Regions from separate parts of the Mus musculus genome. Here regions 2 and 3 are each linked to region 1. Evidence: chromatin loops called from intact Hi-C (ENCODE). Cell type or tissue: gastrocnemius. All regions are shown on one strand.

The links. A loop is a pair of places that touch in the nucleus more often than their neighbours do. Peaks named below come from ENCODE experiments on the same cell type or tissue, not always from the same donor. Only the 100,000 strongest peaks of a DNase experiment are listed, where the experiment ranks them.
Region 2: it touches region 1 in a loop (2.1-fold over the local background); 2 of 42 quality-filtered maps call a loop at or near these places.
Region 3: it touches region 1 in a loop (1.9-fold over the local background); 2 of 42 quality-filtered maps call a loop at or near these places.

The regions. Positions count from the first base shown.
Region 1 is chr3:131,346,759-131,349,258 of GRCm38, reverse strand. The region is part of intron 1 of Sgms2 (sphingomyelin synthase 2); the gene reads left to right. Among named protein-coding and RNA genes, the nearest start is that of Cyp2u1, 45 kb to the right of the region's middle. In gastrocnemius, a CTCF peak has its summit at 1,271 (motif pointing left); a DNase peak (open chromatin) is centred at 1,268.
Region 2 is chr3:131,488,411-131,490,910 of GRCm38, reverse strand. Sgms2 (sphingomyelin synthase 2) reads left to right here and starts at 681. Exons shown (of 6, transcript NM_001379585.1): 1 at 681-821. Gm36753 (a long non-coding RNA gene) reads right to left here and starts at 395. Exons shown (of 5, transcript XR_003954556.1): 1 at 1-395. In gastrocnemius, no CTCF peak of the experiment used is centred here; DNase peaks (open chromatin) are centred at 473 and 941; H3K4me3 peaks cover 1,823 bases; H3K27ac peaks cover 1,797 bases.
Region 3 is chr3:131,506,402-131,508,901 of GRCm38, reverse strand. No RefSeq gene overlaps it. Among named protein-coding and RNA genes, the nearest start is that of Gm36863, 1.5 kb to the left of the region's middle. In gastrocnemius, no CTCF peak of the experiment used is centred here; no DNase peak of the experiment used is centred here.

The sequences.
Region 1 (2,500 bases):
CCCTGGAGTCAGTCGTGTGCCGTAAGAAAGGAAACCTCCTGAGGTCAGAGTCCTGGCATAAATCTGCCCGTCCATGCATGTGACGCCTTCATGATAAGGTTTATTAACTGGGTAAATACAGCTTTAAAAATATATCTAAGTTTATGTGTGTGCTTTAGTGTTTAAAAGAATTTAATCTATTAAAGATAGATGCTAAACCTCCATCAGGTTTAAGATTTGCTGTTTCCTTTCTGACCTTGGGCAACTCGCTTTGCCTCTTTTCTTTTTTCTCTTTTCTTTTTTCTTTTTTTAAATTGAGCTTACAATATTTCCTAGGGTAGTTGTGAGTGGTTAAAACAGACACCAACAAAGTACCTGACACGCAAGTAAGCTTTGCTTGAATCGGTTGCATTTTCTAGCTATTTAACAATGCCTGCTTCTGTAATGGCTTTCTGGTGACTAATGAGTTTTCCTTGGTCAGGTTTGACAAAGTTTTGGGGCTATTGAAACCTCAGTAGGTTCTTTGTTTCATTTCCTTAAGATCTAAGCTTAAACTGTAGAGTCTCCTGCACCATAGAGCTCGGTATGAACATGTGCTTGTTTGTAATTTCAGTTTTCTGTAGGATCAGGTTTTCTCTGATGGAGGTTTAGCATCTATCTTTAATACATTTAAATTCTTTTAAACATTAAAGCTCACACATAAACCTAGATAAGATTTTTTAAAGCTGTATTTACACAGTTAATATGCCTTATCATAAAGGCATCACATGTATGGCAGGGCAGATTTACAGGTCTAATAAACAGAGCCTTTCTCGACCTTGGACTTTATGCCACATCGCCTCTACAAATGTGTTTACCCAGCTTCCCATCAGTCCTGCTGAAGGAGGCCCTTGGGAGTGGGTGGCCTTCCAAAGTCCTACCTTAGCTTGCCACCCGACTCTGTATCCCATGCCCCCTTTCCCAATTTGTTTATTGTATACCCCCTGCTAGGAATTGCTGATGCTCTACTGTCTGTCTAGGTTGAATTCCCACTTAGCTATATGCTGTACTAGTTTAGTAATTATGTATCTCTTTGGTAAGCTTACAGTTATTAAACACGTTTGCCCTCCCTTATCCTAAGCCTAGGATCAGAAAGGTTTCTAGTGGGGGTGGGGGGGAGGCCATAAGGGTGGAGAGAGAGAGAGAGGTCAGCCCTGCCTTTAAGGATGCTTGCTGCCTTTAAGACAACTGACATTAAGCCAGTCACAACGGCTTGTTAACTGCAGCTGCAGGGGATCTGTCGCCCTCTTGTGGCCTCTCTAGGCACCTGCACACATGTAGCATACACATTAATCAAAGCAATTTTTTTTTTTTTTAATGCTTTGGATTGGGTATTTTTTTTTTTTTATTTTGGAACATTAGTATATACATGATGATGTTTCTCAGAGGTGGAATCCCAGCCTAACTCTAAATTTATTTACTCTTCTATGTACCTTACATATGCAACTGGGGGTGATTTTATACAGTATTTTAATAGTTTTATACAGGAACCAAATGTCTGTGCATTGAACCATGAGAGTTATGGAGTCATGAGAATGCTCAAGATTATTTAGAGTGTTTTCAATATTTCAGAGTTTTTCAGATTAGGAGGAGTCAACCTATCCAACCATCTCACCACACAGTATTTTTTTTTTGACAGTGAGGGAATCCACAATTCTGTGGATTTGTCCCGTATGTTCACGATTTAGCTATTTGCAAACTTTTCTTATAAGTGGATATTGAAAATAATACTTTGTATGCTTCTTATTTCACTGGGAGGCAGGGGCACTGTGTACGCTAAACCCTCAACATAGGAATCAGTGAAAGTGTGAAATGGCAGTCGCTTCGTGTGGTACAACAGCACGGACCTATGCCATTGCCAATTTTAAATTCCTATTTCAGAACTCTTCAGAGTATGGAGAAAGCCTACTGGGATTGTTAAAATGGAATGACTAAATGGTGTATGAATACGACAGCATCAAACCCTTACCTGCATACCTACCAGACAGTATCAAACCCTTACCTGCATACCTACCATCGTCGCCTCCTTCCTTCAGGGGTGGTTGGTCTTTCTTTTCTTTTCTGATCAGTGCTGTTCTCTTCATATCAATTCCAAATATTGTCTCTTAATTATGAGATTTTGAGGACAGTTTTGTCCTTTGACGTGGGGTACAAATCCAGTAGCTTGAGGTCAGGTAATAAGCATATTTATATTAGGTTTTCAAAGCTGATTATTTTATAGGGTGTGTCATAAAACATGCATGTGCATTTAATTTGTAAATAGATCTTCCGGTTGGCTGATGTGTGCGTGAGAAGTCTGCTTTCACGTGTACATGGTTTGTGCCTTTCATTAACGTCTCCGTTGCTCACTTGCCTTGGTGTGCTGGATAGCTTGATGCCAGCTTGACACATGCTAAAGTCACGTGAAAGGAGCCACCCTCAGTTAGAAAATGCCTCCCTCATATTGGCCATAGGCAAGCCTATAAGGAATTTTCTTTTTCCT
Region 2 (2,500 bases), 140 kb before region 1:
ACCCTTCCAGCTCACCTAGAGGTGCCACCAGGCCCGTGGTGACTAACCTCGCCAAGCGGTCTTGTGATGTTTGGAAACCTACCCCCTCGACCTAGGCGGGGCACCACCCCTTGAGTCAGCGGGTGCCCCTGGCCCGCACACGTCGTTATTAGGAAGCAGTTTCCGAAACCCGAGGAGGTGCGGAGGTGGCTTATCCCTTCCCTGCCCCACCCCTGAAAGTTGCTGGGAGCGGCACCTAGAGAACTTTCCCAGATTGATCCCCGCCCGCGTTCAGGGAGGTCTGCCCGGCTCTGCGCTCAGCCTGCGGCCGGGAGCCACCTCGTGCTGCCTGCCAAGCCCCTCCTTCGCCGCATCTTGTAGGGCCGCAGAGGGGAGGGAGGGTCGGTCGGCCAGCTGGGATCGCCTCCCCGAAGAAGTCGCACCGGTTTTTCGAGCTCGGCTAGGCGTCCGGAGAGACTCGGTCGCCGGGAGTCGCGGGAGCCCGCGGGAGCCTCGGGCCCGGGGTGAGTCACGGCTGGGAGCAGGAGAGGGCTGGCGAGAGTGCGAGAATGAATGATGTCAGGGCGCGGGCTGGGGAGGAGGGCGGGCCCGCGGTAAACAGAGCTGCGCGCTGCCCCGGGCTCCGCCGGCCGGAGACCCCGCCCTCGGCGCCGCCGGAGCCGCCCGGAGCCCGGCCCGCTGCGGCGCCCGGACTGCGGCCTGGGGCGGAGCGGCTACCTATGCGGGCGAGACCCGCGCAAAGTTTGCAGCTCTCGGGCCCGGTCCCCCGGGTCCTCTGCGCCCAGCGAGCGCCCCCGGCGTGCGAGCACCGGCTGCGAGCGGTGAGCGCCGGGCCGGGAGGAGGATGGGCTGCGGGCTGCGCGTCCTGCGGAGCGCGCGGGGACGTGGCTCCAGTGGGGGACGTGGCTCTGGTCGCCACCGCCTCCCCACAGGCCGCCCCGCCCCGGGCATCCTTGCTCAGTTTTCATCTGCTGGGGGTCAGCTGGTGGCTGTCTCTCCTCCCAGCCTGCTGCTCATTCATTTGCGACCCATTTTCGGATACTTGGTGATGGTGTTGAAATGGCACAGGTTAAACCGTAGATTGTGCAGTGCCGCTCTGGGGGGTCAGGGTTGAAGTTCGAGTGGTGGAGGAGAGGCTGCCACACGCTGACAAGCTGTGCACAAGACCAGCTCCAGGCTGCCCAACAGGACCTTTGGCGTTCAGACCCGCGCCCCTTAAGGAAGGGAGATTCGATTTGTCAGCACAGAGAGGTGGGAGTGGACCTTACCCCGTCACAATCTGTGGGTCCGGTGATCGTTCTGTCTCAGAAGCAAATAGTTCAAATGCTATATCCTGTAATCTTTTATTAATCCGCCGTTCCTCTATTTCCAAGACTTGCTTATTTCTAAAATGACCTTAAATTATTTTGACATGTGTTTGAAATACTGAAGAGGCTCAACTCTTTTTGTCAGTGTGTTCGCGTGAACTTTGAATCCTTTAACTGTTCAGTTCTTTGGTTTCACCTCGGTTATGTTAACCATCCCGAACAGGTAAAAATGGCATTAGGACTACCTTAGACAATAGCAACGATTAAGTAAGGATTAATGAGGTTAGTAATTAAGGCTGGAAAGTACAAAAGTCTGAACGTAAACCTCTTTCATCAAAGCAAACTTCAATAAATTTTAACTCTTGACCTGTAAATAATAGCAAGTTCCAGTTGGCTTAGGTAAATGCCAGCTTCCTTCTGACAGATCTGGCGGGCCCAGGTTAGCACGTGAAATATTGTTGTCTACTCCCTTAGAGTGGGAAGGGAGGTTTCCAGGAAGTTAAACGTTGCAGGTGGATACCTAAGAAGGTTTTGTCCCCACCCTCTGTCCTGGGAGCTACTAAATGTTTAAGAGACATCAAAGCAGCTGGACACACAGAGAATGAGAGGCCTGGACTCTGCAGAAGGTATTTGTAGCGAACTCTTTACCATTTCTTCCTCTCCTCTCCTCTCCTCTCCTCTCCTCTCCTCTCCTCTCCTCTCCTCTCCTCTCCTCTCCTCTCCTCTCCTCTCCTTTCCTAGAAGCAAGCAAAGTTCATTTTTGTTTTTGTTTTTATAGACCATATTCCTTGGTCCACTGATAGAGTCGTGTTTCATAGCGATCTCCTAAGTAAAGGAGTTGTTTTTTAAAAGCAAGTTAATATTTAATTTACTGTTCGTTTCATTTGTAAGTCAAACTGGTTGACTTCTGAACCTTTAGAAAAACTCAGCAACACCTCTAGGTTGTTCACCCCGAGTTTCTTTTTCCCAGAGCTTGGTGAAAGTCCTAGGAGGTATTAGGAAGGACCAGAAGCACGTGGTCTCATATCTACAGCGGTGGTAGTGTGGAGAGCAGGCAGTGGCTGTGGGGATGTAGGGGACCCAAGGTAATAACCAAGTCCTGCGTTAGCTCTCCTGTCCGTGCAATTTTTTTGTTGTTGTTTTGTTTTGTTTTGTTTTTCGAGACAGTGCTTCTCTGTGTAGCCCTGGCTGTC
Region 3 (2,500 bases), 160 kb before region 1:
AGAAAGAAAGAAAGAAAGAAGGAAGGAAAGAGAGAAAGGAAGGGAGAAAGAAAGGAAGAAAGAAAGGAAGGGAAGGAAGAGAGAAAGAGAGAGAGAGAAAGGAAAGGAAACAGAAGGGAAGGGAAGGGAAGGGGAGGGAAGGGAAGGGAAGGGAAGGGAAGGGAAGGGAAGGGAAGGGAAGGGAAGGGAAGGGAAGGGAAGGGAAGGGAAGGGAAGGGAAGGGAAGGGAAGGGAAAGAAAAAAAGAAAGACCGGCCATATAGTGTCACATCTCTGAATATGATGATTGGCCAGGGTATTTTTCTTTCTGTGTTTGAGGCAATTATAGTACATAAAAATTTATAATATATAAAACAAAGTACATAAAACACAAAAACGAAGCAATTATAGTACAGTTGAAGACTGAACTGTATCAGGAAAGTTGTGAATCAACTCTTCGGTAAGAGTATTAATCATCTACTTAGAAAACTCACCCAGGAAGTCCTGGGCAGAAAACTAAACAATAAAGGAGCCAGTGGACCAGTTCATGTCCTGGAAGGGTTTATAAGCTGGGATAACAGGATGTGTGGTAGAGGGTCATGATTCCCAAAGTGCAAAGTGCTAGGGGACTAAACCAATCTGCTCTCAGGACAAAGAGGGAGAGGCAGCTTCCTTCCCTTCCCACAAAGAAGGTCATAGAGCCCTGTGGTTACCAGTGTGGAAACTGTGCATACAAATTATTCTTGTCATACCCATCAAAAACAGAGCCAAGAGGTCATAGGGGGAAAAAAATGTTCCTGGGTAACAAGCGATTGTTCCAGGAACTACTGGAGCCTGCTTTATCTTTAAGACTGTATGTTTTCTTCTTAACAACTGTCAGGGAACGGCCAACTGTGATCTTAAGGCTTCACACAGACACTGCTGTATTTGCGGGTCAGAGCTTGCCAGCCCCCTACAACAGTTTGCCGAGATTTCTCTGTCCTGGTGAAGCCTTGGCCTGATGCTCATTCGCCAAGCCAGTGTATGTATGTCCCGAGTGGCAGTCTCTGGTTTCCTTTTCAAATGAAGGTCCTTCATCAGAGGCTCTTCTCTCTACTTGTGTTTGAGAACTGCATACTCTAGAGACAGTCTCCAACCCAAAGCTCTCGTTGATTGAGGGCATGTAAACGTTCAGCCACTGTTCGCTTTTCTCTATAAGCAAAGATGTCGGGCTTGCTTGGTCTGCTCAGCGATGCTTCTTTCCTTTTTATTGTTTTTTATGTTTTATTTATTTTTATAACATATTTTATTATATATAATATGTTTTATATATTATATATTACACATTACATATTACACATATACTATATATTGTATATGTTTTCCCTGAGTGAATGAATGTCTGTGCAACACAGGCGTGCCTGGTGTCTGTGGAGGCCAGAAGAGGGCATGGGATTTCTTCACTGGAGTTATAGATGGTCATATATGGGCTGGGAATTGAACCTGGATCCTCTACGAGAGGAGACAGTGCTCTACACTCCAGGCTCCATTGTTGTTTTTAAGTGTGTGTGTGTGTGTCTGTGTGTGTGTGTGTGTGTGTAATTGTGTATGTGGAATCCAAAAGACAACCTCATGTGTTATCCTCAGGAATGCCATTCACGTCCTTTGATACCTGGTCTCTCACCGAGTAGGCGAGGCTGCTGTAACAGCAAGCCCCCAGCTCTGAGATTACAAGTGTGTGTTTCTGTGTCCCGCTTTATCCATCGGTTCTGGGGATCTGAGCGCAGGTCCCATGTTTGTGTGATAAGCACCTTACCAACTGAGCCCAGCCTCCTCCACTGCTGTTTAAGACAATGACCCCTGTTCCAAGTACAACTCCATTTTCCCCAATACTGGACATTCACTCTTCTCTCCCAAATCTTAATTGAAAATCTAAGTACACATTGCACGTTAGTTGCTAACTGCTATTTCTAAGACCAGTGAGAACACTTGGCAACAACAAAGCTCAGGCCTGAAACGACCAGCTCCCAAGGGCATGGCCAATTGGAGGTGGCCCCATGTGCACCAAGGAGCACTCTAGTTCCTGGCGTCTAGGTAACCAGGTTTATCAGTGCACACAGGTGCACATTTGGACCCAGGAGAGACAACATTTTAAGGCAGGACCTCGAGTATCTCCAAAGAGCTAATTGGCCCCACAGCCACCACTGCTTGATGTTTTGGGAATGGGGCAGTCTATTTCTACCTCCTCATCTTCAAGAGGGAGCTTGGGTTATCTGTAAATTCCAACCCTTGGAGAAAAGAAAGCACTAGAAATCGTCTGTCTGGCCACTCTTGGCCTCTGTGTCTCCTCCCAAGAAAGTAAAAATGATGTGCTGGCTGAGGGGAAGCTATTGCTTGTCTTTAGTCCCCTTGCCCTTAAATTCAGAGGATTCGTTTCCAGGATGCTATGAGTTGGACTATGTTTTCCTCATAGTGATATGTTGAAGTCCTAACCCCCAACACTTGAGAATATAAGGAAACAGTGTGATGTGGTTTAAAGGAGT